Regions from separate parts of the Homo sapiens genome. Here all the other regions are linked to region 2. A link is a loop called in an ENCODE intact Hi-C map of the cell type or tissue named here. Cell type or tissue: heart left ventricle. All regions are shown on one strand. Links, peaks and the distances in the headings refer to the core of each region. The heading gives the core; the rest is flanking DNA. Region 1 has its middle 35 kb from the start of CCK. Region 2 overlaps CCDC13 (coiled-coil domain containing 13). Region 3 overlaps ZBTB47 (zinc finger and BTB domain containing 47).

What was found. Hi-C counts contacts between places; a loop is a spot of excess contacts. Peaks named below come from ENCODE experiments on the same cell type or tissue, not always from the same donor. Only the 100,000 strongest peaks of a DNase experiment are listed, where the experiment ranks them.
Region 1: it touches region 2 in a loop (4-fold over the local background); 4 of 110 quality-filtered maps call a loop at or near these places.
Region 3: a loop joins it to region 2, with 4 times the contacts of the local background. A loop is called at or near these places in 73 of 110 quality-filtered maps.

The regions. Positions count from the first base shown.
Region 1 is chr3:42,226,210-42,236,579 of GRCh38, forward strand. No RefSeq gene overlaps it. Among named protein-coding and RNA genes, the nearest start is that of CCK, 35 kb to the right of the region's middle. In heart left ventricle, for the core only: a CTCF peak has its summit at 3,828 (motif pointing right); no DNase peak of the experiment used is centred there.
Region 2 is chr3:42,739,081-42,749,450 of GRCh38, forward strand. It overlaps CCDC13 (coiled-coil domain containing 13), which reads right to left. Exons shown (of 16, transcript NM_144719.4): 6 at 8,177-8,293; 7 at 6,843-6,947; 8 at 3,816-3,977; 9 at 554-730. CCDC13-AS1 (CCDC13 antisense RNA 1) reads left to right here. Exons shown (of 4, transcript NR_046732.1): 2 at 1,895-2,007; 3 at 3,846-3,986; 4 at 5,863-6,078. Among named protein-coding and RNA genes, the nearest start is that of CCDC13-AS1, 12 kb to the left of the region's middle. RefSeq lists enhancers at 7,598-8,098, 8,099-8,599. In heart left ventricle, for the core only: a CTCF peak has its summit at 5,370 (motif pointing left); a DNase peak (open chromatin) is centred at 5,371; H3K27ac peaks cover 2,149 bases.
Region 3 is chr3:42,656,506-42,666,875 of GRCh38, forward strand. It overlaps ZBTB47 (zinc finger and BTB domain containing 47), which reads left to right. Exons shown (of 6, transcript NM_145166.4): 2 at 1,770-3,323; 3 at 4,980-5,127; 4 at 6,507-6,622; 5 at 7,292-7,436; 6 at 7,732-10,370. The coding sequence starts at 1,851. The coding sequence ends at 8,093. It overlaps LOC124906232 (a long non-coding RNA gene), which reads right to left. Exons shown (of 3, transcript XR_007095893.1): 3 at 9,612-10,370. Among named protein-coding and RNA genes, the nearest start is that of ZBTB47-AS1, 7.3 kb to the left of the region's middle. RefSeq lists enhancers at 1-166, 2,828-3,738, 3,739-4,648, 7,610-7,659, 8,505-9,005. In heart left ventricle, for the core only: a CTCF peak has its summit at 4,613 (motif pointing right); DNase peaks (open chromatin) are centred at 2,161, 4,042 and 6,418; H3K27ac peaks cover 2,791 bases.

The sequences.
Region 1 (10,370 bases), core at 1,741-6,740, 510 kb before region 2:
GATCACAGGTGTGTGCCACCATGCACAGCTAATTTTTATTTTGTATTCTTTGTAGAGGTGGGGGTCTCACCGTGTTGCTCATGCTCTTCTTGAAGTCCTGGGCTCAAGCAATCCTCCTGCCTCAGCCTCCCAAAGCACCGAGATTACAGGTGTGAGCCACTGTGCCTGGTGTCACTGGGTTAATTCTAATCTTTTGCTATCACGGTACTGTAATGAAAAAACCTTACATATATGCAATTGTCCACATATGTGAGTACATCTGTGAAATAAATTCCTGGATGGTTATTGCCAAATTGCCTTCCATAGAGTTAAGAGACAACCAAGGACAGTGGAGGTCCACCAGATGGAGAATTGTGAGAAGAACAAAAGAAAAAAATAAATATTCTGCCACCTCAATATTTGAAAGCAGTGAGATTATGCAAATAAACACTGTGGTAGGATGTGGCATCATGGATTTTAAGTCAGGTGCTAACCATTTGGCAGTGGTGTGACCTTGGGCAAGCCACTTACCCTCTTTAGGTCCTCCATTTTTTTTTTTTTTAAACCTGTGACATGAAAACAGTAATGCACCTTAGAGTTAATTAGTTGAGTCAATGTATTTTGAGCACCTACCATGTGCCAGGCATTTAAGTACTGGGGACGAATAAGTGAGCCAGTTTCTGCTGTCACGGAGTGTACAATCTAGAGAGAACAACACCAAGTGTAGAATAACAAGGGCTGTGCAGAGAATTAAAACAGGGTGGTGTGAAGGAGTGGGTGGCTGCTTTGGATTGGACAGTAAGAGAAAGCCACTCCAGGGAGGGGTACTTGAGTGAAGCATGTGAGATCTGGCACAAGAGCATTTCCGCAGAGAGAGCAGCTGGTGTAAAGGCCCGGAGGCAGAAAAGCACTTTGGTGCGTTCGAAGAACTAAGAGAAGGCCTGTGTGGTAGTGGGCTGGTAGGATCGAGGGAGCGTGGTGGTAGCAGAAATTATGGTGCTCACCAAATGATTCATCAGATCCCCATTTCCCAGCCATTGCAGTCGAGCAGGTCACATGATTAGTGGCTGGCCAATGGGCAATAAGCAGAGAAAAACCCGTGCATGACTCTGTGCTCCTCTCTTCCTGTGTGTTAAACCCTCAGGTCACGTATTGAAGTGCTGGAGTCTCCACCATCCTGAGTCTCCAAGTATGTGGACCAGAGCTTCCTGCCAACCTATTTGACATGTAACCTGATGGAGAAATAAACTTTGTTGTTAAGCCAGTAAGATTTTTTGATAGTGCCTTAGAATCCCAGGTATAGGGCCCAGGTATCTGTGTTTTAACAAGCCCTCAAGGTGATTCTGGTGTGCACCATAGTTTGAGACCCACTGCACTAGACCAGGTGGAGTTTGGGTGGGAGTTCTGCTGTGGGACGCAAATTCCCCTTTCCAGTCTCTCCTTGTCTCAGGGGCTCTAAGAAGGTCAGATAGCCGCAGCCCATCTTAATTGAAAGGAAGAGAGAGAGAGTGGGTGGGCAGGGAAAGCTTTGAGGTAAGGTGACCCTGTATCTGGGTTTCCAGGATTTGCCAAGTGGGGAAGGCATTCCAAGCAGAGGAAGGATGGAAAGGGGATCCTAGAATGCATTCCTCTATGCCCTTCCTTACAGTAGAAGGAAGGTGAATGACAAATACAGAAGGGACAATAGAATTAGAAAAACTACCATTTCACTGGGTGTAGTGGCTCATGCCAGTAATCCCAGCACTTTGGGAGGCCGAGACGGGCGGATCACCTGAGGTTGGGAGTTCAAGACCAGCCTGACCAACATGGAGAAACCCCGTCTCTACTAAAAATACAAAATTAGCCGGGCACGGTGGCGCATGCCTGTAATCCCAGCTACACGGGAAGCTAAGGCAGGAGAATCGCTTGAACCCGGGAGGCCGAGGTTGCGGTGGGCCGAGATCGTGCCATTGCACTCCAGAACAAGAGCGAAACTCCGTTTCAAAAAAAAAGAACAACCACCGTTTTGAAACCATAATACTAACTAATTCAGACAACAATGGATATTGAAACCATTGGGTAAAAATTCGTTAGGCAGCAGAATATTTACACCCATTGTATCTTCCCACAGAATGCTTATTACTTACAAAGGGGGGACAATATCTTTGCAGTGGATAACTCTGTGGTACGCCACTTTAAACAAGTCGTAAAATTTAACATTACCCAAAATGGGACAAACTGCTATAAGACATCACCTGTTATGAGATGTACTGGGAGAGACACACATCATGCTGTGCTGTTCCTGCCACAAATGCAAAACCTGAACCATGTGGTTGACATTTTGAGGGACATTTATTATTTTGTAAAACAATGTACCTATCCCTTTAAAAATTGTCAGTTTCATGACAAAGACTAAGGAACTGTTCCAGATTAAAGGAGAATAAAGAGACAAGGCAACGAATGCAGTTCATGATCTGAATGGGATACTGGAGTGGGAAAAAATGCTATAAAAGACAGTGTTGGGACAACCAGAAATTTGAATATATAGCATGTATTTTTAAAATTGTATCAATATAAAATTTACTGAGATTGATAATTGCACTGTGTATATGTAAGGGCATGTCCTATTTCCTAGGAGCTAAAGGATTAAGATAAAGGGGCTTGGTGTCTGCAAGTCACTTTGAAGTGTTTTCGGAAAAAGTAAAGAATAAACTTAAATAATAAAAAGGTGTGGGAGCAAAAAGAGTTCATCTCAAAAGATGGGAAGCCCTCTAATGCCCTCTACTGATAGATGTTTTGTAAACCCTAGAAGGCATTCTTCTGTCTCATGTGTGACGGGAGGATGTTCAAGGTGGTTTGGTGCATCGTCCCTGTTCTATGCCGAATTTCTTCATGTGTATCCCAAGCCCTTCTCCCAGCCCAGGAAGTTCAAAAGAGGACGTCATGGCCTAAGGGAGAAGTTGTCAAAGAGGCATTTGGTGAGACCAGAAAACAAAGATAATAAAATTCCTGGTTTTCAAACATGAAAGGAAGGAAGGACAAAGCTGAGTACATGTTTTGGTGTGAGACCAAAAGATTTAGAAGGAAACTTGTGGAGCCAGTTTTTCTCTCTCTCTCTTTAAAAAAATATATATATATATATATATTTAAAAATTTTTAAATCATCAAGTTGGTGAAACAGTTTCTCTTTTTACTGCTTACTCCTCCTGTGCTACTCCTGCTTGCCAAACACAAAGGACAAGGACTTCATGCAGATTCTCCAGGCCGTGGGAGTTGGAAGGGATGCCAGCGTTCAACCGGTGTGGGAGCCTTTGTCCTTTCCCCATCTGTGGGCCACATCCAAGGTTATAGGAGAAGCCCCTGATGAGTTTGGGGCTCCAAGGACAGATGAGCTCATTTGGCAGGGGTCCTGGGGAAGTAAGGATGTTCCAGAGCCCCTCCCCAGCAACTCACCCCATCACAGGGCAGGGACCACATGGGGCAGTGAGGAAGTAGAAGTGCCAGCAGATACGTCTCAGTGGAGAAGTCCCAGGAGATCCTGAAGTACCTGGCCCCAGACAGATGTGGGAATCATTCCACACACTGCCTGGGAGCAGAGAGGCAGGTATGTCCTGAAGAGCCTTGCCAACAGGACAAAGGAAGTGGACACCAGCCTCCCCCGCAGCTCTGGCCAGTGCCAGCACCCAGAACCTAGATGCCACCTGGGGAGAAGTTGGTGGAGGAAGAAAGTCATGCTGAATTACCTGAGTCAATTGAGAGCTTATAATAGGGATTAAGTCGAGATTTAGAAAAAAATGAAATTTTTTGTGCATCTGAGCTCACGGCTCAAAAACATCATATCCTAAAAGGAATTCTTTTTCTGTAGCCAGCAGAGGGCACTTGGAGACAGCAAAAGACCTGAAGAAACCGCCCTAATCCAATCACAAGATCAGATGGGTTTGCTTTTCCCTGGAAAGTAGTTCAGGGCGGGCAACTCTGCCTCCTGGAACCCCCAACATCCTCACTGTAAACAGAGTGCTTGTTTCTGGGGTGCAAGTTGAGAGGAAATGGCCAGGAAGAAGGCCTGGCCCCTCACATTCCAGAGCCCCTCCTTGGGACCAGGAGTCTGACGTCCCTTCTGGAGCTTCAGTGGATTCTCGGGGCTGCTGTGGTTGGCGGAGGGCGGGGGGGTGGTGGAGGGGGGAAAGGCGGGTGGGTAGGGGTGCCATGCCAGATCCCCAAGGACTCCTTAGGTGGAGGAGTCTTCCCTCCTGAGCCTGGGTTCCTCCGTCCCACTCTTCGTCTCAAGATGTCCTGAGTCCTCCCTCAGTGTGACTCAGTTCCATGCTGCTCTGGGAATCCAGAGAGGAACCGACACAGTCCCAGCCCTTGAAAGGGGCTCCGTCTGCGCAGGCAGCAGAAGTGGTCATGATGACAGTGGAGGGAGTCCCTCTGCTTGGGGTCTCAGAAGCCACTTGAAGAAGGCATGAGCATGGTCTCAGTTCTCCAGGGGAACTGGAGGGAGGCATTCCAGAACAAGAGGACAGCGTGTGCACAGGCTTGGGGTGCAAGTGAAGAAATTAATCATAGAATGAGGAGGAGGCCACCTTGCCTATCATCCTGCTGCACCAGGAAGTAGAAAGACATTTTTAAAAAGTTTACAAAACGTATTCTGTATTAGAGTGCTTCCCACCTTATGAAATCAACCCGCTCCTTTCTAATGCATCTTCTTTTTAGAAAATGTTTTCTTTGCTTTTTTTTTCTGAAAACATCCGAAAGTAAGAGCCTTTCCTCCGTACTACTTTAGCCTGTAGTTCCTAAGTTCTATAAAGCCACAGCACGATGACTGAATCCAGGGTTAAAGGAAATGTTTGCTTGGCAGTACTTGGGCATTCACCATGCCAAATGCCCAAAGTTCAGGCTGATCCTGCTCTGAAGTCCCAAAGAATTGAAAACCAGTGAGAGAAATCCAGGCCTTTAGCTTAGACCAGCAGCCTCCAGGACCAGCAGCGCTGAGGCTCAGCAATGCCTGTACATCGATGTGACAAGATTCAGGGGAAAAAAGTAAGAGAGGGAACCTAGGGCCCCCCAAGAGCAGGGAAGGGCAGAATCCAGCAGGGTTTCCAAGGGCCAGGCAGCTGGTAGCAGTGGGGACCATTGATAGAGGAGATTCTCAAGTGACAGGCAAAGGCTTAAGTACTTCTTTTCAAAAAAGAAAGAACAGTGATGTATTGTTCTCCCACACCTCAATTGCATAAACTCATAGTCCTCCCTGGGGCCTCTATTAAGTCACCTGTGACACTAAGGACCAGAGTAGCAGCAGTAGCCTTGGACCCCGACTCTCCTGTTTGCATGATTTCCAGCCAATGGTGGCCTTTGCCACCCTTGGGCCACTAGCCTATGACTGGAGAAGAAATTGTACTGTGTGTTTAGCTGTTCCAGAGTTCTGCAGAAACTGTGGAAGTGACCCACCAAAGAAAGTGGAGTTGCCTGGCTCAGGAACCCAGTATGTAAGCACCCCCAACCCCACCAGTTGTAGTCCTGGCTCTGGTCCCCCTCTGCTGCTGCCCTCTCAAGGCTCGAGTCCTGACCCAGAGTGACTGTTCACAGGGGTGAAGGGCAGTTAATCTGGTGTAAATAGCCAGCCACATCTCTGGGACTTTACGGATGCATAGAACCATACTTCTCAAATCTTAGTGGTGAAAGACTGGTGTGTTGTTTTTTAAAATTTGTATCATCTGTCCATCATGGGCCAATATTTTTATAAAATACAATAATAAAGAATTTCAGGAAAAATAAAATACATCCAAAGAAGTATAAAATACAAGCCAAAATTTTAAAATATTAGTTTCAACAGACATTAAATTACCTTTCAAAGCCAGGCACAGTGGCTCACACCTGTAATCCCAGCACTTTTGGGAGGCCAAGGCTGGTGGATCACCTAAGGTCAGGGAATTTGAGACCAGCCTGACCAACATTGTGAAACCTTGTCTCTACTAAAAATACAAAATTAGCCGGGCCTGGTAGCGTATGCCTGTAATCTCAGCTACTTGGGAGGCTGAGGCAGGAGAATCGCTTGAACCTGGGAGGCAGAGGTTGCAGTGAGTGAGATTGTGCCATTGTGCTCCAGTCTGGGCAATAAGAGTGAAACTCCGTCTCAAAAAAAAAAAAAAATTACCTTTTAAAAATATGAGAACAAACAGGGAAATATAAAAGAATTATGAGGTTAGTACGTATTATTCATTGAAAGTGTACCTAGAGCATTTAATACAGATTCACTATTATACTCCTGTCATTCTGCAGTTATAACTAAACAAAAAGTTACAAGTGAAGCCGTGATTTTTTATATTACATACATACTCTCACTTTGAATATATATCAATATTGAAGTTTTATTTTTTCTTTTATTTTCTTTTTTAATTATAGCAAATATTGCCTGATACAATATTCAAGTTTTTAATGTGATAAATGAGGATTGGATTCTTTTAATTTATCTCAGCTAGTTCAGATTAACAATAGTGTTATTTGCAGGGGATAACATATAAGCTTGTGTTTTCTTTTAATAACACTCACAATAGAGAAACCAGCCTCAGAGAGAGATGTTGGTTGGAAAGGAAGATAAGACATTTAAAGTAATTTTTTGGCCAAAATTTTTCTATGAGGCTTTGTTTTACAATCTGTAAAGTCTGGCTAACAAATGAACAATACAAATTTTATATCTCCAACTTAGATAATAATATTAAACTATAAATTTTTAAAAACTTGATTAGAATTAACTTGATGGTAAAAGTAACAAGTTAGAAAAATAAAGAAATGCTTGGGCAGGCGCAGTAGCTCACGCCTGTAATCCCAGCACTTTGGGAGGCCAAGACGGGCGGATCACCTGAGGTCAGGAGTTCGAGACCAGCCTGGCCAAAATGGCAAAACCCCGTCTCTACTAAAAATACAAAAATTAGCCGGGTCTGATGGTGGGCGCCTGTAATCCTAGCTACTCAGGAGGCTGAGGCAGGAGAATCGCTTGAACCCTGGAGGTGGAGGTTGCAGTGAGCAGAGATCGCGCCACTGTACTCCAGCCTGGGAAACAGGGCGAGACTCAGTCTCAAAAAAAAAAAAAAAAGAAAAAAAAGAAATGCTTACATTTGCTCAGATTTTTATATGCTTTTGACTTACGGTTGACAAACTAACCTTAAAATCTCATGGGTTGTAATGTGGTCCTCCTGCCTGTGGTCAGTTTGCTGCCTGTCCACCCAAAACTCACCATTAGAGTGCAATGACACTTGAATGGTCCACACCATTGGCATGTACTTGGACAACGTGGCAATGCAAATTGCTTGAAAAGTAACCATTTACTCTCAGTTTCTGTTCTTATTTCATCAGGGACAGTTTGTGGACTGGCATGAGCCATAGGCCACCCTTTAAGGAGGATGTCTATGGTAAAAGGCACTTTTCACTAGACCTAATAAACTTCCAGTTGCTAAATGAGGAAGTTTTTTTTTTTTTTTTTGACAGAGTCTTGCTTTGTTGCCCAGGCTGGAGTGCAGTGGCGAGATCTCAGCTCACTGCAACCTCCGCCTCCTGGGTTCAAGTGATTCTCCTGCCTCAGCCTCCTGAGTAGCTGGGACTACAGGTGCATGCCACCACACCTGCCTAATTTTTGTATTATTTTTAGTAGAGATGGGTTTCACCATGTTGGCCATGCTAGTCTTGAACTCCTGACCTCAAATGATCTGCCCACCTTGGCCTCCCAAAGTGCTGGGATTACAGGCATGAACCACTGTGCCCAGCCCAATGAGGAAACTTTTAAAAAATAATTTGTCATTTTTGCTTTTAGCAAATCACCCTCACGGCGCAGAGGAGTGGGAAGAAGGTGATGCCTTGGAATGGGCCCCTTCGGCTCCTGTCTTCCTCAGAACCATGCCGTCTCAGCTGTTTCCTGTTACCTGGTACCCGGTTCCAGGTAAACAGACTCCTTCACATCTGTGACCTCCACCAACAAGAATCCTCTACCTCACATCTGACCAAACCTGGCTGGTCCCTAAGAACCCTGCTGTGGGACAGATTCTTCCTCCACATGTTCCTGAGGGCTCTGGTCCTTTTTGCTATTGCAGCCTTTGGCGTGCTCCTCTTCCGTTATCCTCTTTCAAAACCCCTGCCCTGTTGAAGTTCACGTTTCCCAACTGCTACCCTCAACCTCCCTCCCTCAGCTTCTTGGAGGTTCCCTTAATTCTTTGCTATGTCAACTCTGAACTCTTTGTCCTTTTCACCATCTTAAGTCTTTCTGTCACCTGGACAACTTCAGCCACCCATGAAGGATGACCCATTTGGCTCTGGGCTCCCAGTTCCTCTACTTCCTCATCTCTTTTGGCCTTCATCACCCTTCCATTTCTGATGAGCTCTCCCAAAGCCATATCCTTGAACTTACCACCTGAAATCACTCAACTTCTGAAATTTAAAAATCAGTTACCCCACTCTTTCACCACAACCTCTTGGCACCTGGCTCTCTCAGTCAGAGCATTCCCCCTGTGTTCTTAGACCTCACAGAAACATCTAGTCCCCTGCCTCCTCTGCTTTTCTAATTTGCCATCAACTGTGCCCCCCCATCCCCACAATCTTCTTACTTTTTCTTCTATCCAGCCTAGACTGTGCCCTATAATTTCAATACTTTAGTTCCTAAGTTTTATGGTCCACTGTTGCACTCAATTCTGGATCATTCAACTGTTCACCTTCTTTTTTCCAGACCAAACCAGGACTGCTGGCTTCCAGTGAAAACAGTAAGTGTGACTGCCACAACCATGAGTGCCAAATTTATAGTTTCCCACCTCAGCCAGGCCTTCAATGAAGCCAGGTGATCCTATGTTTCTCCAGTCAGCTCTCTCTCGTTCTCTATGGGCACGATCTCAAACCTTCCTCATTCCTCACTTTCTGCTCCATCTCTCTCTCTCTCTCTCTCTCTCACTCTCACTCTCAACAAAATGTATTTGCCCTCTTTCCTAAAGAAAGCAGAAGCATCACACAGGAATTCTTCCAACTTTCTGGGATCAAGCCTGTAAGCTTGCTACGGGCTCACTCATTGCTTTCTCTGTCCTGTCTGCTGTAAAGGAGGTTGGGTTCTTCATCCCAATTCTGGCCCATTTCTCCACCAGTAACATGGATCTCAGCCCCTCCCTCCTCTTGTGGGGCCTTATTTCATCCATTATGCCCTCACTCACCTGTATTTTAAAAACATCCTTCAGGAGGAATTTCAAGAACAATATCACTGATGAATATTGATGCAAAAATCCTCAAGAAAATACTAGCAAACTGAATTCAACAACACATTAAAAAGATCACTCATCATGACCAAATGGGATTTATCCCTGGGATGCAAGGATGGTTCAACATATGCAAATCAATTAATGTGATACATCATATCAATGGAATGAAGAATAAAAACCATATGATCATTAAAATTGATGCAGAAAAAGCATTTGATAAAGTTCAACATCTCTTCATGATAAAAACCCTCAAAAACCAGGGTATTGAAGGAACATACCTCAACATAATAAAACTCACATATGACAGACCCACAGCTAGTATTATGCTGAGTGGGGGAAAACTGAAAACCTTTCCTCTTAGATCTGGAACACAACAAGGATGCCCACTGTCACCACTGTTATTCAACATAGTACTGGAAGTCCTAGCTAGAGCAATCAGACAACAGAAAGAAATAAAGGGCATTCAAATTGGAAAGCAAGAAGTCAAATTATCCTTGTTTGCAGATAATATGATTTTATATTTGGAAACACCTAACGATGCCACCAAAAACTATTAGAACTGATAGACAAATTCAGTAAAGTTTCAGGGTACAAAATTAACATACAAAAATCATTAGCATTTTTCTGTGCCAGCAGTGAACAATCTGAAATAGAAATTGAGAAAGTAATCCCATTTACAATAGCCACAAATAAAGTAAGACACCTAGGAATTAACTTAACCAAATAATTGAAAGATTTCTACAATAAAATCTATAAAACACTGATGTAAGTAATTGAAGAGGACACAGAAAATTGAAGTATATTCCATGTTTATGGATCGGAAGAGTCAATATTTTTAAAATGTCCATACCATCCAAAGCAATCTACAGATTTAATACAATTCCTACCAAAATACCAGTGACATTCTTCACAGAAATAGAAAAAACAATTCTAAAATTTATATGGAACCACAAAAGACACAGAATAGCCAAACCTATTCTAAGAACAAAACTGGAGGAATCACATTACCTGACTTCAAATTATACTATAGTAGCCAAAACAGCATGGTACTGGCATAAAAACAGACACATAAACCGAACAGACTAGAGAATCCAGAATCAAATCCATACATCTACAGTGAGTTCATTTTCGACAAATGTGCTGAGAATGTACCTTGGGGAAAGGGCAGTCTCTTTGATA
Region 2 (10,370 bases), core at 3,338-8,337:
TTAATCCAGGAAGTTTTTATAGTCAGATAAACCTGCTTTGAACTCAGTTGTATGGTCTTAGATGAGTTATCTAATGAATTTGAGTCTTAGTTTCCCCATCTGTGAAGTGGGATTAAAATATATGATCCTAGAAGTTATCTTAGGGACTAAGCATTATAACATGCCCAGAAGAGGAAGGGTTCTGTGCCACTGCAGAGATAAGAACTGGTACTGGCTCCTCTTGTCCCTTTCATTCCTTGCTGAAAAATAACCCAGGGTATAATCCCACCTCCTTCCCCCAATACATTTCTGTCTCTTTTGGGGTCCATAGGCCCAGTGCCTTGTGCCTGGTGCTGCTCCATCACAGCCCCCTACCTGCCCTCAGGCAGCCTCCCTGAGCTGCTCCTGTCCCTGGGGCAGGGCTTTGGTACTGGGGGCCATCTGGAGGCAACGGGCTTTGGGGTTACACAGGTGGCATTGAGGGGTGAGTGAGGGCTCACTCTGGCCATGGCTGGGGCCCATCCTTTGAGGAACCACCCCTGGCTCTCGCCCTGCCTGAGTGGTGGGGCCATACCATGAGGGCGTCGATGAGCTCGTCATCATGCCGGCCCTTCTCCACCAGGGTTCCCATCTGACTCTTGAGGGTCTTCATCTCACTTGACAGCAGCTTGTTCCGAGACCTCATGCCCTCGAACTTCTTTTTTAGCTCTTCAAGCTCTCTCTGGAGGACATCCCGTTCACTGGCAAGTTTCTGTAATTAGAAAGTGAGGGCATGGGCAGCAGGGCTGTGTGGGACCTTGGCCACATCTGCTCCCTGGCTCCTACTCAATGGCAAGGCCCGGGGCTGGGGGTGGGGGTGCTTGTTGAATGCCACAGAGCAAGTCACTAGAGCCAGGGCCCTGACTCCCAGCCCAGGCCTCTCAGGGATATCAGGTGGCCAGCAGCCTCCCACCCTTCCCCTAGCACATGACAGCACTAACCCATGACAGCACTCCTAACCTCAGCCTGAGACACAGACTTCCTAGCACATGAGAGGAAAGCCGCCAGCCAACTGCGTGTGTCCTCCAGAGAGCACAGCCAGTCCTACCCCTAAGCCCCTCCCCAAGCAGGGGAAAAGAGAAAAGCCATACTTTAGAAAAAGAGTGCTGGGCTAGGTTCCAACTGCAGCACCTTGCACCACCAGGAGCTAGAATGAGAAAGGAGGGTCTTTTCTCCCACTTCCTCCATGATTATTTGGCACAACCCCTGACAGCACCTTGCTTTGTCAGCTACCAACTGGAAACTCACATGCAGCACACATCTTCGGAGTCTCTCATTCAATCATCCCTTCATTCTCGAGGGTTTCCTGAGGGCCTACTATGGGTTTCCTGAGGTTTCCTACTATGGTTTCCTGAGGGCCTACTATGGGCTTAGTATTGTTATAGATGCTGGGGGACAGCAAAAAGCAAAACAGTCCTTGTCCTCAAGGAGCTGATAATCCTAATGGAGGAGACAGATAATGTCAAATAGTGACAAATGCTAATTTGAAAGTAGGAAACAGGAATAGCGAGAAGGATATGGTCAGGTAAGGCCTTTCTGAAAAGGTGGCATCTGAGCAGAGACTGAAGGAGATGAAGGGAAGAGCAAAGGCCCTGGGGTAGAAGGTGTGTGGCTGGAGCACAGTGAGTGAAGGGGCAGAGGTTAGATTAGGCAAACCCATAAAGACAAGATGGAGACATTGGGGAGGAGCTTGGGCAGTGGGTGACATCACCTGCTTGATCCTGAGGGTGAATTGTTGCTGGAAAAGTATTTTCATATCCTTGATGAAGTGAATTATAGAAATGCAAAACAAGTAAAACATGAATCTATAGGACACAAGCCCTTTGCAGGGAGGCAGCCATTACTCACCTGTTGCTCTCCTGCCTACACACTCCAGGCTCTTATGGGTGCCTGCCAGAGGGAATGCATGCAGGAAGCTGTTTCCTTCCACCCGCTATTGCAGCTTATGGTCAGCCCAACTGTTCAACATAATCTGTTCTGCACTAACATGTAAGTTCAAGCTAGGTGCATTTCAAACCCAGCATTTCCAAATCTCAACTCCCTTTCTCTTCTTGAACCCACCCTGTCTCCCTTACCCACCCACTATACTCCCTAGAAGTCCTTTATAACTCTTCCTCCTCATCTCTCTTCCAAGTCCAATCAGTCCTTGAGCCCTAGAAAGTCTGTCCTCACTGTCCCAGGTGTCTGGCCCTTCCATGACAGTCCACTATCTTGGCAAAGATCTTTGGTCATGTCTCCAGGATTACTATTCTGCCTTCCATTCCTCTTCCAACCCATTCCTCCTCTTGCTCCAACCATGTGACCTTTCCAAAATGCACAGCTGACCACCTCCCTCCACAAATTAAAACCCTGTCGTGGGCTCGGCGAATGGCTCACACCTGTAATCCCAGCACTTTGTGAGGCCGAGGCAGGTGGATCACCTGACGTTAGGAATTTGAGACCAGCCTGACCAACACAGTGAAACCCTGTCTCTACTAAATATATAAAAATTAGCCGGGCATGGTGGCAGGTGCCTGTAATCCCAGCTACTTGGGAGGCTGAGGCAGGAGAATCACTTGAACCCCGGAGGCGGAGGTTGCAGTAAGCCAAGATCACACCATTGCACTCCAGCCTGGGCAACAGAGCGAGACTCTATCTAAAAAAAAACAAAAACCGTTTGGTGGTTCTCCACAGCCTTCAAGATACAGGCCAAAAGTCCTGGCTGGCATACAAAGCCCAGCAGGCCCTGTCCACTTCTGTGGTCTCACTGTTTCCCTCCTCACAGCTGATGGTCTACAGCGCTGGGAGGTGCAATGTGGTCATGGTTACAGCATTCCTAACACAGGGCCTAACCCAGCGTTGGTGCTCACAGGCAAAAGTCTCCAGATGAAAAGGCAAGTCCTCACTGTTAGGTAGCTCACTGCCAGGGCCACTACGTGGGCCTGTTGTATGGCCTGCCTGCACCTCTTCATGCTGCTTCTGTTACCTTCTTTAAAGTGGCCCCTACTCCCTACTCTCATTGCAAGTTTGGGGAGGCTAACTCATCCCCTCAAACCTTGGGGCAGGTGTCTGAAGCTTGACCAATCAAAACACCCTGTACTCTTGGCTACAGTGATGGGCTCAAGGATGGTCACATAACCCAGGCTAGACCAAAGACACTCAATTCTGGGACTTTGTTGGAACTATTGGGAAAGAGAAACCCTTTGTCTGTAGAGGCTGCATTGGAGGAGAGAAGCTGGGACTACCCAGGGTCCTTGTGGAAGAGAGTGAAGCCAACCCAGGAGAAGGTGCTGAGAGCAAGGCCCCGATCTGCACCTGAAGCTAGGCCACCTCTGGATTGTTCGTTTACATGGGCCAATGACTTCCCTTTGTTGCTTAAACCTGGTAGAGTTAGAGTTCTGACACTCCCAACGCAGCCAGTGAGATGCGGCCCCTGGTGTTGAGTCCAGCCTGCCTACCTCTTTCATCAGCCTGGAACTTTCCCCCTTTAAGCCCCATCTAACCCTATCATACTTCTGGGGCCATGACCCTCCCCCTCTCCCTTTTACAATGAGAATTTCAGGTATAGCACCTCCAAAACAGCCAGGATGGGGCCACGAAAAGTTCATTAAATGGGCTCACAGTGAGGTCCCAGTCAGGCAGCTCAAGTTGGTTTGACAGGACATGAGGAACATGCAGAGGTGACCCAGGTCCCCAGGTGTCTCCTGCCTAGAAGGGGTGGCTCAGACTTCTGACCACATGTGCCTCAGAGCCCTTGCAGGCACCATCATGATCTCTCGTTCCCACATGCCCAGCTGACCTCCTCAGGCACGCGTTACCTCCAAGCCTTCCTGTTTTTCCCTTTCCAGGCTGCGGATCCTCAGCAGGTTTTTCTCCTGTGCCGACAGCTTCCTTGGGTCTGGATAGACAGACAACTCATCACTGGCTGTTCCCGCAGACTGGCTCCGGGCCTGGCCCAATTGCTTCTCAAGCTCTTGAACCTGAGGATGGTAAAACTCGTCGTTCCACAATGGGTCTTCTGCCAGCCTCTTCTACTCAGAAGTGTGATAGGAGACCCCACAGACTGAAGATGGAACCACCTCTCTAGATGGCTGTGGTAGCCCCATCTGAGGAGGACTAGGGGTGGGGGACAATCTGAGCTGGCATCTTGAGCAACACATTGGAAGACACCAGGAAAGTTCAGCTTAGAAAAATGGTGAATGAGAAAAATCACCCTATCTCTGAGGGGCTGTTTGAGGCTGGAAAGCAGACCTATGGCCCCAGGAACCAGGGATGGATAGGATGGCAGGTCTCAGTTCAAGAAAGAATATTTATTTATTTATTTATTTATTTATTTATTTATTTATTTATTTATTTTAGAGACAGGGTCTTGCTCTGTTGCCCCGACTGGAGTGCAGTGGTGCAATCATGGCTCACTGTAACCTCTGCCTCCCGGGCTCAAGCAATCCTCCCAGCTCAGCCTCCTAAGCAGCTGGGACCACAGGCACAGGCAACTGTGCCTGGATAATTTTATATATATATATACACACACACATATATATATACACATATACACACACACACATAAATATATAAATATAAATATATATATATATAAAATTTGGTAGAGACGGGGTTTCACCATGTTGCCCAGGCTGGTCTTGAACTTGAACTCCTGGGCTCGAGAGATCTGCCCACCTCAGCCTCCCAAAGTGCTGGGCAAGGAGGAACTTTCTAACAGACAGACCACCTAAGACTGGGTGGGCTTCTCGGAAGATGGCAGTCACTTACAGGAGATACTGAAGAGGGGAAGGCAGGGTTTGGAAACAGACTGCCTCAAAGCCTCACAGATTGTGTGACTGCGCACAGGTAACTCTCTGAATCTCAGTTCCCTCATCTGTAAGATGGGCCTAAGAGTAACACTGCCCTGCGTAACACTGTTATGAGGATTCAGTATTGTGAAGTTGTCTGAGCCTGGGAATCCTCTGAGGTTCTTCTTGGACTGAAATCTTGGTGCTTACTCCAGATCAACAAACTACAGTTCTAGCGGAAGGGACATGGAATCTGCATTTTAAATGCTACAGGTTATTTTTAGGATTAGGTAACTTTGCAAAATCCCAAGATGGTCTAGGTGAAGCTGTCAACACAGCCTGGCACATGTGGGCCTTCAGCAAGTGGCAGGTAGATGTCATCCCACAGAACAATGCCCTTATCACCCTTATAACGCTAGGGTAGAAGCAGACAACTCCTAGGGTCCTTCTGACCCTGGTTTCCCTATCAACACAACCAAATGACAAAACAATGTTGGTAAACTTGAGCCAGGAAAGGAAGCACAATTCGCTAGGCTCCCTGGCAAAGGGCAGGAGCACAGCTTTGAAGGCACCCACCAGTGCCCTCGTGTGGCGCTGTGAGGCAATTCCATTTAATCATTAAAGAATACTGTTACCTTTAAGAATTTGACATACAGGGCCGGGCGTGGTGGCTCATGCCTGTAATCCCAGCACTTTGGCAAGCCGAGGTGGGCGGATCACGAGGTCAGGAGATCGAGACCATCCTGGCTAACACAGTGAAACCTCGTCTCTACTAAAAATACAAAAAATTAGCCGGGCGTGGTGGCGGGCAAATGTAGTCTCAGCTACTCAGGAGGCTGAGGCAGGAGAATGGCGTGAACCCGGGAGGCGGAGCTTGCAGTGAGCCGAGATCGCACCACTGCACTCCAGCCTGGGTGATAGAGCGAGACTCCGTCTCAAAAAAAAAAAAAAAAAAAAAAAAAGAATTTGACATGTAACTTAATGACAATAAGAAGTAAGTTGTTTTGTGCTTATTATGGTCAGGCACTGTCCTAGGTGCTTTACAAATGTTATTTTATGTTACCCCATTTCACAGGTGTGAAGATGAAGACATAGGAAGATGAAGGGGTTTGCCCAAGGTCAGAGTTGGCAGACCGGTGGCCAAACGTAAACTCAGGTCTCTTGAACCCCAAGGCCATGCACTATCATCTATTAGCTTCTTGGAGTTTTTCCCCCTTTATATTGGCTTCAAGGATCCCATGGGAGACACTGAAGATAAAAGCCACTGTGACCCTCGAAGTCCCTGGGAACAAGGGTGATATGCTTGGCAAATGGTGGAAGTCATACACCTTCTCACATGTTTCTCAGTTTGAAGGGACAAAGGGAAAAGAACCACACCTAACTTTTATACAGTGCTTCCTCCATGCCAGGCCCTGTGCTGAGCATTTTACAAGTATTGACTCAATTCTCCCAACAATCCTGTGGGGTAGGCATCGTTATTATCCCCATTATACAGATGAGGAAACTGAGGCACAGAGCTAAAGGAACTTGCTTAAGGTCACACAGCTGGTGAGTGGAGAGCTGGGATTTGAATCTGAGCAGTGTGGCTCCAGAGCCCCTGCTGTTAGCTGCTTTTGGTATGCTCCAAAATATTCAGACAATAAAGAGGGAGACAAGGCTAAATTTTTATTGGGTAATTAAACTTTCAAAAGACTACAAGCATCTGGACAAAACTGGAAAAAGCTTACAATTACAACAGTCACGCAAATCTACATAAACTAAGAAAAAAAAAAGATGCCTGGAGTAAAATAAATCAAACCAAAGGCGTTGGCATTTGTTAAGCTCCAGTGCCTGGCATGTGCTAAGTGTTATATAAGAGCTTGTTCATTAAATAACAAATTAAAATCAGGCTGGTTGGCGAGAAGGTAAAACAACAACCCCGCACGAGTGCACTGTGAGACCTAAAGGCCTTTTTTGGGTACTGTGTGCTTAGGTCTCTAAGGGGGTCAGGGCAGCTCTTTCTGGGGTGTTTTAAATCCTTTGTTCAGGCCAGGAGAAGTCTGATGACTCACTCACCTTGCTCTGCAAAACAAGAATTTGTTGAGCCCGACCCCTCCAGGTCCCTGGCGAAGATAGGAGCTGCTGAACGTTGATGTCTTCCCCAACCTCTCTGGCCAAAACCTGAAATAAGGCAGGGCCTTCAATGTGGCCAAAAGAGAGGGCTCCACCAGACCCTGATGCTGCTACGTATTTAGAAGCATATTCAGAAGCAGTCTTCACCTACACGATCTTCTTCCCATCTCAGAGCATAGCCCTCAAAGGTCAGTTTTCCATGTCCCAAGGGCAGCTCTCCCTGGGAAAGTAGTAAACCCATCATCCCTGGCATTTCTTGGCAATGCTTAGAGCAGCCAAGAAACTGCCAGCAATGCCCAGATAGGGCCCCTTGCTCTTGACATATTCTGGGATGACTGAACCACAAAGCTGACCAACTCCTGCTTCCTTAACCCACTCACCTGTCACCTAGTGCTGAGCTAATTCTGGCTATAGGAAGTACATCACCACAGGACCCTAGCCTTTGTGAAAACCCACGGACAAGTGGACCTCTGAGTGCAGCAAAAGGTGGGCTACTGAATGTCAGTTGGGGTGCTGTGGTCCAAGAAGGACCCAGCTTTGCGGTTGTTGAAGTGCAGCACTCAGGCCCAACCTCAAGGCTTTGAGGCAGAAACAATACGCTCCAGCTTGTGACCTGGGCCCCTCTGAAGCCTGTCACAGAAACCCGATCCAGCGTACCAAGTCTCTGGCACTTGTTTCCACAATAGAACACTGTTTTGGAAATCTTGGCCAGTCTGAGTGGTTCCAGCAGGGAAGACAAATGCCAGAGAATTCGCTATGTAAATAAAAATAAATAACGAACCAGCTGGGCCTGTGTCCCAAGTCTGAGCATTTTCCTTTGAAAGGGTCCTTTAATACACAAGTAACCTATTCATTTTCTGTTACAGATAGCAGAGAAGAAGGCAGGTGTTGGCAGGCTTTCAAGTTAAGTAAGGGTGACATTAAGGGGAGACCCAGGATCTACTGGGGCACAAGTAGTGCAGGGAAGGCTTAATGGACTCTCCCTGGGTGGACAGTGCTGTCCTCCTCAGTCTAGAGCTGGGCAGGCACCACAAGGGCAGGTATGCTGCGGGGGTGGGGGTGGCAGGCTCAGGTAGCCAGCGACTCTGCCCACCAAATGGTTATGGACCAAGGGCTGGTGGGAGGAAGGACTGGAACTGGAGCCTGACCCAGAGCAAGCAGTGTGCTCAAGGGACTGAGCACTCATGGCTCCAGAAAGGAATCCACTGTGCCAGCCGTGCTCTTCCCAAGTCCAGCCCCAGCCACACAAGAAGCCCCAAGCCCTGGCTCTGAAAGACCTTCTGTGCCATCCGCAGCTCCTGCTTCACAGACTGGATCTGGTTTCGGAGGTCACTCATCTTCAAGTTGGTGGCCACCAGCCTGTCCTGCAGGGCCTTCACCTCTGGGGTCTCCAGCTGGTTGGGAAGGACAGGAGAGAAAGTAGTCATTTATTGCCTACATGGGAATAGTAATCATAGCCCCCATTTATCCAAGTCTGTGCCAGGCACTGTGCTAAGTGTTTGACATGGAAGAACTCATTTAATCCTCATAAACCCCTGTGAGGTAGGTTCTCTTGTAAGCCCCTTATAGATGCAAAATGGAGGGTGGTGGAAGGTAAGTCCTCTACTTGAGCTACCTGGTTAATAAAGGTGGAACCTGGATTTGAATCCTGGCAGCTTAACTTTGGGACTGAGCTTTTTGCAGAGTGTTGCACACACACATGTGGGTGTATGCCTTACCCTAGAGGTGAAGCATCTGGAGGAAGCGGCAGGCTCCACGCCTCCCAGACACTTCCTGGGTGTGGACCCACTGCTGTGCTCAGAGACTGGCATCACAGCTAATCCATCTTCACTCAGAATAAAGAGGAAACCACGTTATTCCCCGAAGGCAAGCCCAGCGTGGCAGGAGAGCCATGGCATCCTAATTCAGGATCTGCCTCTCCCAGAATCGTCAGCTTGGGCCTTGGTCTTTTGACAGCTGAGGGGCCTTGGGCTCTCTTTCCTAGCAGTGACCACTGAATAGAAATAAGGACCCATTTTAATTTCCAAATGCTCATCTCTGTGGCTTGAAGAACTACAGCAACCATGAAAACTGCCTGCTGAAACTCTTAGCAATGTCTTTTTTTTTTTTAACCCAATGTTTTATTTAAACTATCTGGATGGAAATTTTTCTTAAATGGGCTGACTACTTCTCTGTCTTCAATAGACACTCCTGTGACTCATAGATATTTGACAAAGGGACCTTCAAGGTCAGCCCATTTAAACCCCTTCCATAATGATGAAAATAAGGCCCAGAGAGGGGAGGTAATTTGCCTTCAGGCATACAGCTGGTTGGGGTGACACAGGTGGGATGAGAAAGAATACTTGTCCTTCCCCTGCCCTGGCTGACTCTTCCAATTTAAGCTGCTGTTAATGCTGGGCATTGTGGCCACAGGAACGTTGGTTGTCAGGCTGAGCATCCCATCAGGCAATGACGCTGAGGCCCTCTGCTGCTGCCCCAACAGGGCAAAGCAGCTGAACTTCAGGAAGCAGGGCTGGTACTACAGTGGCTTTCTGACCTTTCTCTAGCAGGCACAAACAAAATCTCCTCTGAATGCTAGTGTGAAAGACAGATCCAAGTATACTGGGTCCGGGAAGTTCCATGGACCCCAGAGGCTCTGGGCAGCCCAGCTGAAAACCACTGGCCAAAGAAACTAGACATGAACACCTGGTCCAGAAACTCTGGCCTCATCCAGTGTCCTCATCTATGGAATGAGTATACAAATACTTTCCTGCTCCGCTTCCTCAGAGCACCACCATCAGGCTAAAGAGAACAGCCAACGTGAACAGAATGTGCCAACTCGGAACTTATATGAAACATAATCTCAGCTCACTGCAACCTCCGCCCCCCCGGGTTGAAGCGATTCTCCTGCCTCAGCCTCCCGAGTAGCTGGGATTACAGGTGCCCACCACCATGCCTGGCTAATTTTTGTATATTTTTTAGTAGAGATGGGGTTTCACCATGTTAGCCAGGCTGGTCTTGAACTCCAGACCTCAGGTGATCCACCTGCCTTGGCCTCCCAAAGTGCTGGGATTACAGATGTGAGCCACCGTGCCCGGCCATCCTTTTTTTTAAAGTATATTTTCTTCTGTGTTCTTCCTCCTGTCTGGCCGCCTGCCATCCCTGCATACTCTGTTGGGTGCCTGCCTCTTCTCCTGTTGAATGTGTGGCTTTGAATCTGCCCTGGGTTGGGAAGCAACACCCCTCCACCCCCTGCCACGCCCCGCCCTGCCTGTCAGATCTCTAGCGCCATGAGCCCCAGTGGCCCTGACAGTGGGGGTGCTGAGAGCTGTGGGAGTACATGTGCTTCCATATGGCTGCAGTGACCCTGCAGCATCTCTTTGATCTGCTCAGAGCATGGAAAAAGCATACAGATTGGATCTGGCTCTAGAACCTGGGCAGTGATGCCCTGTCCAAGCCTCATTTTCTCATCTGTAAAATGGGGATATGTAA
Region 3 (10,370 bases), core at 1,943-6,942, 84 kb before region 2:
AGGCCTGGACAGCCTGGGACAGAGGGAGATGGATGGCTTCTTGGCTGGGGTAAGGGGTGTAGTGGAGAACTCAAGGAAGATGGTAGCCTTGGCCAGGGGCCTGGCCAGACTGGGATGTGAGGGAACACAGGATGGCTGCTGCCCTGGCTGCTGGGTGTAGGGGGCAGGGTCCAGGGCAGGCCTGGAGACAGGTGGCCCCTGGTGGCTCAGGGAGGCTCCTGCTGAGGCCCACGGTAGGTTTCTCATTCAGGTGACTGAGAAGTGGAGCTCAACCACCACCACCCCTGCCCAATCCCAGCCTACCCACTGCTCTCCTGGCGATGGAAGGCCTGGCATGGGGAAGGGGGGCGGTAGGCTGTGGATGGATGGGGCCAGGATTCATCCCAGGGTCCCCAGGGAGGCACTGACAGCTATGGAGCTGATGGTTTTGTGGCCATCAAAATATTGTGGCAAGGTACCTCCCGAATGCAGGAGGCTCAGACCTGGTTGGGCAGGCCCTGAGGAGAGCCAGAACTTGGAACCAGTGGTGCTGGTCCAGCTGGGCTGGTGGTTGGTGGATATTAACAACATCTGCACATCACTGTGTGATGGTTCTCGTGCAGGGACTGGGCAGGCTGCCTGTCTGTGCTGCCCACCTTTTGGGGAGGCTGCTGTGGTAGAGCCGGGGTGACTGAGTTGGCTTCTATTCCAGGCAATTCACAGGTGCTGGATGTGGCCCACAGGCCTGATAGTCTGACCCATCAGACATTGAGGGCCTCCGCTAGGGCTCTGGAAGCCCCAGATGGTGTGGCCTCTAAGGCAGGGCTTTCCCAGAGCCTGTGGACATGGACCGTACCTGACCTGGGGTCTGGGGGTCTACCGGGAAAAGGATCTGGGGCAGGCCTTGGGGGCCTCCTGCCTGCAAGCATGGTAGGCAGGTTCCACAGCTGTGTCCTTCCACCCCTGCAGAGCCCCTGAGTGAGAGAGAGCTGCTGGGGGCTAGGCCTGAGGCTGCAGGCAGGGGTTGGGGGCAGCCTGGCCCAAGCCCTGGCTGTGATGAGGAGACCTCACCAGGCAGTGCAGCAGGACCAGAGTGGGGAGAAGGTATAGGCCCTGAGCCTGGATTTCTTCACAGGTTTCAACTTCTGCAGCAGCCACATGGCTGTTGCGATGAGGGGTTCCCTCAGGTGCTACCCCTTGGATTCTGTAGCCAGAGACTGGGCAGTGAGCAGTGAGCCCGGCTTCTGTTCTTGAGGTGTTTGGGGCTGGGCAAGCTTGCTTTTATTGGTATGTGTGAGTGAATATGTGGAGAGAATCCACGGGGCTGAGGAAATGCTGAAGGAATGCCTGTGGCCCTCCTGGGGTGACCACCTGGTCCCGGTGTGCCTGCGATGGTCCTGGTTCTAGCACTGAAAGCCCTGCACCCCAGAAAATGCCCAGGTCCCTGGCAAACCTGGATGGTTGGTCACTGTGGTCTCTCTTTCATCCCCTTTCCTTCCCTTTCCCTTCCTGGGATGACTTTTCCCATTTCCCAGGAGATGACCCAGAGGCCCAGAAAGTGACAGGACCTGATCTTCAGCCTCAGAGGGTCACGAGTGGAGCCTGAGCTCTGAGGCAGCTCACTCAGGCTTGAATCCCTTCCTTGCTAGTTTCGGCTCTGTTGCTGTAAAGTGGAGCCACGAGTGATGGGCTGCCTCCTGGATGGCTGGCAATGCTGGGAGTGGTGCTGGGGGAAGGGCGGGCAGGGGCCCACTGGCCTTGACCCACTCCTGTGCCCTCTGTCCCCGCAGTTGCTGGTTGAGAAGACAACTGACTCCCCGGCGGCTGAGTTCTCGCTGGTGGAGGACGTGGCGCTGCACTTTGCCTGCTTGATGGGCCGCCTGAACGAGCAGCGCCTCTTCCAGCCTGACCTCTGCGACGTGGACTTGGTGCTGGTGCCCCAGCGCAGCGTCTTTCCGGCACACAAGGGTGTGCTAGCCGCCTACAGCCAGTTCTTCCACTCACTCTTCACCCAGAACAAGCAGCTGCAGCGTGTGGAGCTGTCCCTGGAGGCACTGGCACCTGGTGGCCTGCAGCAGATCCTCAACTTCATCTATACGTCCAAGCTGCTGGTCAACGCGGCCAACGTCCACGAGGTGCTCAGCGCCGCCTCATTGCTGCAGATGGCTGACATCGCTGCGTCCTGCCAAGAGCTGCTGGACGCCCGCTCTCTAGGCCCACCAGGTCCGGGCACTGTGGCCCTGGCCCAGCCGGCTGCCAGCTGCACTCCAGCTGCGCCGCCCTACTACTGTGACATCAAGCAGGAGGCCGACACCCCAGGCCTGCCCAAGATCTATGCCCGCGAGGGCCCTGACCCTTACTCGGTGCGTGTTGAGGACGGGGCAGGGACTGCTGGTGGCACAGTGCCTGCCACCATTGGGCCAGCCCAGCCCTTCTTTAAGGAGGAGAAGGAGGGTGGTGTCGAGGAGGCCGGTGGGCCCCCAGCCAGCTTGTGCAAGCTGGAGGGTGGAGAAGAGTTGGAGGAAGAGCTTGGGGGTTCTGGCACCTACAGCCGCAGGGAGCAATCCCAGATCATCGTGGAGGTGAACCTCAACAACCAGACACTGCACGTGTCCACGGGGCCAGAGGGGAAGCCAGGTGCCGGGCCAAGCCCAGCCACCGTGGTTCTGGGCCGGGAGGACGGGCTGCAGAGACACTCGGACGAGGAGGAGGAGGACGACGAGGAGGAGGAGGAGGAAGAAGAGGAAGAGGAAGGTGGTGGCAGTGGACGGGAGGAGGAGGAGGAGGAAGAGGGTGGCAGTCAGGGAGAAGAGGAAGAAGAGGAGGAGGACGGGCACAGTGAGCAGGAAGAGGAAGAGGAGGAGGAAGAGGAGGAAGGGCCTAGTGAGCAGGATCAAGAGAGCTCTGAGGAGGAGGAGGGGGAGGAGGGGGAGGCTGGGGGCAAGCAGGGGCCACGGGGAAGCCGAAGCAGCCGGGCAGACCCCCCTCCCCACAGTCACATGGCCACACGGTCCCGGGAGAACGCCCGGCGCCGGGGTACCCCTGAACCTGAAGAAGCTGGGCGGCGGGGTGGGAAGAGGCCAAAGCCACCCCCTGGAGTGGCCTCTGCATCGGCCCGAGGGCCGCCAGCCACTGATGGGCTGGGGGCCAAGGTGAAGCTGGAGGAGAAGCAGCACCATCCATGCCAGAAGTGCCCACGAGTTTTCAACAACCGCTGGTACCTGGAGAAACACATGAATGTGACCCACAGCCGCATGCAGATCTGCGACCAGTGCGGCAAGCGCTTCCTGCTGGAGAGCGAGCTGCTGCTGCACAGGCAGACAGACTGCGAGCGCAACATCCAGGTGGGCCTCACGTGGCTGGGGGCAGGGCAGAGGCTGTCCAGGTGGGGCTAGGCCATAACTGGGCTCTGGGCACCTAGTGTCTTGCTGACTGCATTACCTAGGTGGTCTGCGGAGACCAGACTTAGCCCCCAGACAGGCTGGCCCAGGCCCAGTTCTCAGGGTGGTTAGAGCTCAGGGGTAACATCAAGCCGAGCTTCCTGGGAGAGGTGGATAGAGTTGGGCGCATGAAGAGATGTGCAGAGGATTGGAACAAACAGTACCCTTGGCCAGAGGGACAAAGGGGACACATGGACTTGGGAGGATGAGAGTGGAGAGTTGTCTGAGCAGACAAGGCCAGAAGACAGGCCACTCTGGGTGGGATGAGTCAGACGGGGTTTTAACAAACACGGGGGCTGTAGGAAGGCCAGCAGGGCCACTGTGTATAGTTTCACAGGTTGTGCACTGCAGCAAGTGAGCACACGATGGGAGGAGGGGTTTGCCCAGAGGGATGCCATCCTCCACTTCCCACAAAAGTGCTGTATGGAGGAGGGGGCAGCCCAGCAGGAGGCAGCCCCCACTTTCAGCTCTTTGGGGATGCCAGCTCCCATGGGCCTGGGAAAAAGGGATTGGGTGAGAAATTTGGGAAGAGCAGAGGCTGCTGGGGTAAGCAGGGGAGCTGAGCTGGCTGCTGGGCCTTGAGCCAGCCTGAGTCTGTTTGTGCCAGCCTCACTTCTCAGGGTGGGGTGGCACAGGGCCAGCCAGGCTCCCACGGGTGGTTTTCACCTCTTCTGGCCCAGGAGAAGGGGGAAAGGTAGCAGGTAGGTGGGTGCTAATTGCCTGCGCTAATTGCTAATTGCAGTGCCCTGTGGAGAAAGTGTTACCCGGGGGTCACCTGCTATCCTGCCCCACCCTTGTGTACCTGTGCCCACTTGCCCGCCTGCTGGGCTGCCCTTTGATGCTCTAACTGCTGCGCACCTGAGTCTCCCTCCTGAAGGAAAAAGAAGCTTCTGCCCCATCCAACCTGAGTACCCTGACCAATTTCTGCCCAAGCCTTGGCCTAGCCTCCATCCCTGTGGGGTGTCCTGCATAGATGGGCAGGACAAGGGTCCAGGAGAACAAATGGGGGGATATGGTCCCCAAGATCCCCCACCACTCTCTGTGCCTGATGGGACCTTGAGCCTCCTGCTGTCCTCCTCAGCCAACGCCTCTGGGACTCATCCTCTTGGCGATATTCATGGTGTCATGGCACAGGTCCCAGCAGGAGGAGGCAGCAGTGATAATGGCTCACTCTGTGGGACCTGTTATCTCTGCGTGTAGCCTCCATACCAGAGGGCGCCCTTCAGCTAGTTGTCTGCCTTACCTCTATAGACAGACAAAGGGTGATGCCTTTGGAAGCCCTTGTTGAAATGAGCCCAGAGTGGGGAATTTCCTGGAAGAGGTGACCCCTGACCCTAGTTAACTCAAGGATGAAGGAGGACACCAGGCTGTGTGTTTGGGGGTGTTTAAGGAGTTTTCATCCCCAACCTTAGAAACATCAGAGCTGGCTGGCTGTTGGCATCAAGGGCTCTCCAGCATATTTCAAGTGGGAAAACTGAGGCCAGACGGGGGCAGTAGCTTGCCCAAGTCCAAGACCCTGGGGACTCAGGACCCAGGGCCTCAAGTCCTCTTATTCTGCAGTGTGTGACATGTGGCAAAGCTTTCAAGAAGCTTTGGTCCCTCCATGAGCATAACAAGATTGTGCACGGCTACGCAGAGAAGAAGTTCTCATGCGAGATCTGTGAGAAGAAGTTCTACACCATGGCCCACGTGCGTAAGCACATGGTTGGTAAGTCTGGGCCACTGGGGGATGGAGCCAGAGGATAGAGATGGACCAGCTTCTGGCTGGTGGATGGGAAAGACTTCACATCCAAGGGCAATGTGAAGGGGTGAGGAGGCCCCTCTCAGCTAGGAGGCCTGGGGAGGTTGGTTCCAGTGGCAGGTGTAGCCTGGACAGGCTCTGGGGCCAGGGCTGGCATGTACAGTTGGGCAGGCTGCACATTGCACAAGGGTGCCTGGACAAGATGGCAGGTGGGAACCGGAATCAAGCTGGCACACTGCTAACCAGGCTGTGCATCCTGGCACGGGCTCGTGTCCACCCAGGGAAAAGAATACCTTTTCCTAATTATACAAAGTGCTGTATGGGCTGGTACAGGCCCTGTGTCAGTTTGATGACAGCTGTGCCTCTGATTCTTTCTTACCTTCTGGTCCTCATAGGGCTTCAGGCCTCTCTGAATGCAGCCTCCCCTCAGGGTTCATGCCTGGACACAGTAAGGAGGTCCCCCAATTGTGTGTTTTGGCCACGCCACTGCCCCAGGCAAGGCTGCCCACCTGCTGTATGTGGGCCTGGCAGAGCCTCATGTCCCTACAGCCCTGCCTTCCTTGCCCGCTCCAAGTCTGGGCCTTGAGGGGGAGGGGTAGCCAAGGCAGACAGTGAGCCCCTGGCCAGGTCCTAATCCCTTTCTCCATGAGACAGTGCTGGGGGCCCTCCAGCATGAACTGACTGGAAGCTGGGACCCTGCGGCCTAGGTCTCAGCCAGGAGCATGCTGGGTAAACCAGGACTGGTGTCTGTGAGCTTGAAGGTGAGCCTTCTGTCTCCAGTGGCCACCTACCAGATCCTTGAAGAGTTTGTTAGTCCTCACCCATCCGTGGGTGCTGGGAGGAGTGCAGCTAACTTCCTCCAGACTGCTGGCTAGGGCCTGAGACCAGGGCCTTTCTGCATATGTCCCCTCTAAAGCCCACCACCCCTGAAGCTCAGGACCACTATGAGTCCCTTTTTATAGGAGAGGAAGCGGAGGTCCAGAGAGACTGAGTGGGAAGCCAGTGGTCGGGCCGGGATTTGAGCTGAAGCCAGGTCCACCCAGGGTCCTTCCATCCTTCCCTGAAGCTTTGGGGGCAAGGCAGCCTTGGCCACTTCCCTTGACCAGAGGCTAAAGAACCACAGAGCCCCAGCATGTCTGAGGCAGACCTTCAGAGCAGATAGGAGACCCAGCCATGGAGGCAGGGGGCCTCTCCTGGGAATCAGCACAGGTCCTGGGACAGAGTATAAGGCCAGCCCCAGAGAAGGGTGGTGGCACAGGGCTGCCCCAGGAGGCAGGGTCTGGGCCCAACGTCGGGGTGCTTGGGCAGGCCCGTAAAACATGATGGCCCTGGTGCCCACCTCGTAGCCCACACCAAGGACATGCCCTTCACCTGCGAGACCTGCGGAAAGTCCTTCAAGCGCAGCATGTCCCTCAAGGTGCACTCACTGCAGCACTCAGGGGAGAAGCCGTTCAGATGTGAGGTGAGCTTCCATCTCCTGCCTGGCCTGCCCGAGGGGTCACCTGGGAGGGGCAGGAATCAGGGAGCGCAGCTGCTGAAAAACAAAGGGCTAGGGGGTGGAATGTAGTGTCCAGAAAGAGAGAGCCCTGCCCTCTGAGGTCTGCAGCCCCTGCCTCCCACTCCCACCCAGCCCCTACTCTTCTCTGGCCCACTCCCATCCTGCCCTTCCTTCCCCAACCCAGCCCCACACACTCAGGGTGGGAAGTGTGTGTGGGCTACAGCCCTAGGAGCAGGCTTTCTGGGGAGGCAGATTCAGGAGCATCCCAGGCCTGGAGCTCAGATGAGACAACAGAGCTGCAGGTGGGGAGGTGGGGGCAGGGGCTGGGCGTCTGATCAGGAGGAAGGATGAGGGACCTCGTGCCTTAAGCATGGGGCTCCCTCTACTCTCTGGCTTTTTCCCACTTCCGACCCCCATTCCCCACCTAAGCCTTGGGTGCTTGTGGCCTCTCCTCTTGTGCCCATGTACTGCCCACCCAGATGCACCTCGGCTTGCCCTCATGTCCCCATCTCCTTGCCCAGGAGCCCCTGAGTGTGTCCCTCCTTGGCCCTGTGGCCACAGGGGAGCTGTTCCCTCCACAAAGGCTGCTCTTCTGCTCTGTGCCTGGGCCTCACCCCCAAACCCCACCCCCAGAACTGCAATGAGCGCTTCCAGTACAAGTACCAGCTGCGGTCACACATGAGCATCCACATTGGCCACAAGCAGTTCATGTGCCAATGGTGCGGCAAGGACTTCAACATGAAGCAGTACTTCGATGAGCACATGAAGACCCACACAGGTGCGGCTGCCCCTGGGGACGGAGCTCGGTGCCGGGCCTGGGACCCCTTCTCAGCCCCGCTCAGGACACCTGGAATAATCTTGGCCACACCCCTTCTCAAGTCTGGGCCTCCGTTTACCCATGCTTCCTGCCTCCCAGGGTTGGGTGAGGCTGGCACAAAATGCCCCAGGGTCGGGGAGGATCTGAGAGCGCCGGGGCTGGGCCCCACTATGGCTCCATGGGAGACGGAGGCTGGCCCCAGACTGGGGTGTGGCGACCCCTCACTGACGCCCTGCTGCCCACCCCCAACCCCCAGGAGAGAAGCCGTACATCTGCGAGATCTGTGGCAAGAGCTTCACCAGCCGGCCCAACATGAAGCGGCACCGGCGCACGCACACGGGCGAGAAGCCGTACCCGTGCGACGTGTGTGGCCAGCGCTTCCGCTTCTCCAACATGCTCAAGGCCCACAAGGAGAAGTGCTTCCGCGTCAGCCACACCCTGGCCGGCGACGGCGTCCCCGCTGCCCCAGGCCTGCCCCCAACCCAGCCCCAGGCGCACGCACTGCCCCTGCTCCCGGGGCTGCCCCAGACCCTGCCGCCCCCGCCCCACCTGCCGCCCCCGCCTCCGCTCTTCCCCACCACTGCCAGCCCCGGCGGGAGGATGAACGCCAACAACTAGCTGCCGAGCTGCACCCGTGCACCCGCTGGGGCCTGGAGTCAGGGCCCACTCCAGGAGGGACCCACTGCCTTCCCGGGGAGCACAGTAGTGCGGGCCTGGGCCCTGCTCCACCTCCAGAAGTGGCTGGATGTACCCTGCCTGAGGCCCCGACGAGGAGGGGTATGCAGGCTGGCAGGCCCCAGAGCTGGTGGAGGGCATCTCACTCCCAAGTGCCCCCCCTTTCTGTGACTCCTTGAAGCCTTTACTTTTTTTTTTTTTTGGAAGTGAAGGAAAAAGAAACTATTTACAGCACTCCCCTCCAGGTGAGGGGGGTGCTGGGGGTCTGCAGCAGAAAGAAAGGGGCCTGGGCAGCAGGTGTGGCCAGTCCCTCTGCCAAGGCCTGTGCCAGAGGGGTTGGCCAGTTGGAGCCTGGGTCAGCCTCAGCAGCCTATCCCCATGTCCTCTATGCCCCTAATTTGCTTCCTCATCTTGGAGGGTTTGGGGAGAAGTTGGCGTGCCACCCCCACAACCCCTGAGGAGGTGTAGACCCAGTCTGAGAGCCGCAAGCACTGAGGCAGGGCCTGAGACTGGACCTGGGTGAGCGTGGGGGGTGGAGGGTGGCGAGGTGCGGAGACTGCAGACCAGTGCTTCACTGTGTGGAGTGGGGCAGGCAGGGGCTGGACCCCAGGGACTTGCCTTCCCCACCCACTCTGCTGCCAGCAGGCCCAGGGATCCCTGACCTGCACCAGGTGGCACCAAGGGTCCTGAGTCCTGGAGATGTCCCCAGAAGCTGCTGTGCCTCACAGCGCTGTGAGCCAGACCCTCCTTGGGCAGACAGGCTGACTGGCAGCACCAGCTTTGGGGGCAGAGTCCTAGGATGAGGCTTGGGCAGTGCTGGTAGGGTTTCAAGGTGCTATTAGTGGGGCAGGGGCAGGGCGGCTGCTCACAGAGCACCCCAGTTCCTCACCAGCTACTCTGGCCATATATCCCACACCAGAAGGAACAAGTGTGGCTGTGTCCATCTCTGCTCCCCCAAAGGCCCGCTCTAGGCCTTATCCTCCCTCTAGGTCCTGCCACAACCTGTCCCTGGCTGGCTCCAGCGTCCTCGTCCCTCCTGGGCCTGTGCACCGGTGGGTGGGGCGCCCATAGCACTGCCGGTAAAGGAGCCTGCATGTTCAGGCCCCTCGGGGGATTGGGGGGACTGGGGAGGCGCAGCCTAGACCCAATTGCTTGCCCCCATGAGGCTAGCACTAATAGGAAACCCTTTTTTGTTGTCATTTAATGTCTTTATTCCTGCCTTTAATATGGGGAGGAAGGTTCCATAAGCTACATGTTTCCTAGTTAAGCTCTTTCCTATTGTGTTTATACAGTTTTGTTTGTTATACTCTTTGCACCTTAAACCCCCACCACTCCCCGACACTATTGCCTTCCCAGCATGGCTGGAGTGGGAAGAGGCTTGGGCCCCGGGGGAATGGTTAGGGGGACTGAACCCCTCTGACCTTATGAGGCCCATGGCACTGGGGCAGGGAGCTGGGGACATTTTAATCATCAATAAACGAAGCACTTTATTCTGTACAGATTTGGGCAGGCCCAAGGTGCCCGAGTGATCTGAGGATTTATAATCCAAGCCACACCACCCTGGTTGTTCTCTGGGCTTGGAGGGTACAGTGCCAGCAGCTTCCTTGCCCAATTGATGTTGGAGCTGTAGACGTACGCTCAGGCGCTCCTGCTGTCCTGGGGGAGAGAAGGTTCGCCCCTCCCCGAGGAAGAAGGCTTCTGGTCAGGACCCCCACCCCAAGGCTGGGGACTCCAGGCTCCTGCTTTACTGTAGCTCTTTTTCTTCCTTGCACTCCTTGATCTTTGGGCTTCCGTGATGTCCTCAGGGTCCCCCCCTCCCTGTTGCTATTTTTAATCTCTAGTCCCAGTGCCTGGCAGCTCTTTGGAGCTGGCTCACATTTTCCCAAAAAAAGTTGATCTCTCCCAGTGGGCTGTAGGCAGGGTCCTCCATGGGTTTCCAACCCCCATCACTGGCACCAGGATCTCCCACAGGCACTGGTGGTGTCATCACCTGCTGGCCCCACTACAGCCTGAGTAGGCCTGAGTGGCCGTGGCCAGGCTGAGACCTGTCAGGCCATACTGACAAGCAGAGGTCAGAGACACTGGTGGGGAGCTGGCAATGAAACCCTGTCCTGGGACATGGGTTTCATGTTCTTGTACACTTCCCCTCTGGGATCAGGTGAGGGGTCCAGACAGCTGACCAGACAGCTTGACAGCTGGTCAAGACGGTCACGGGAGCTC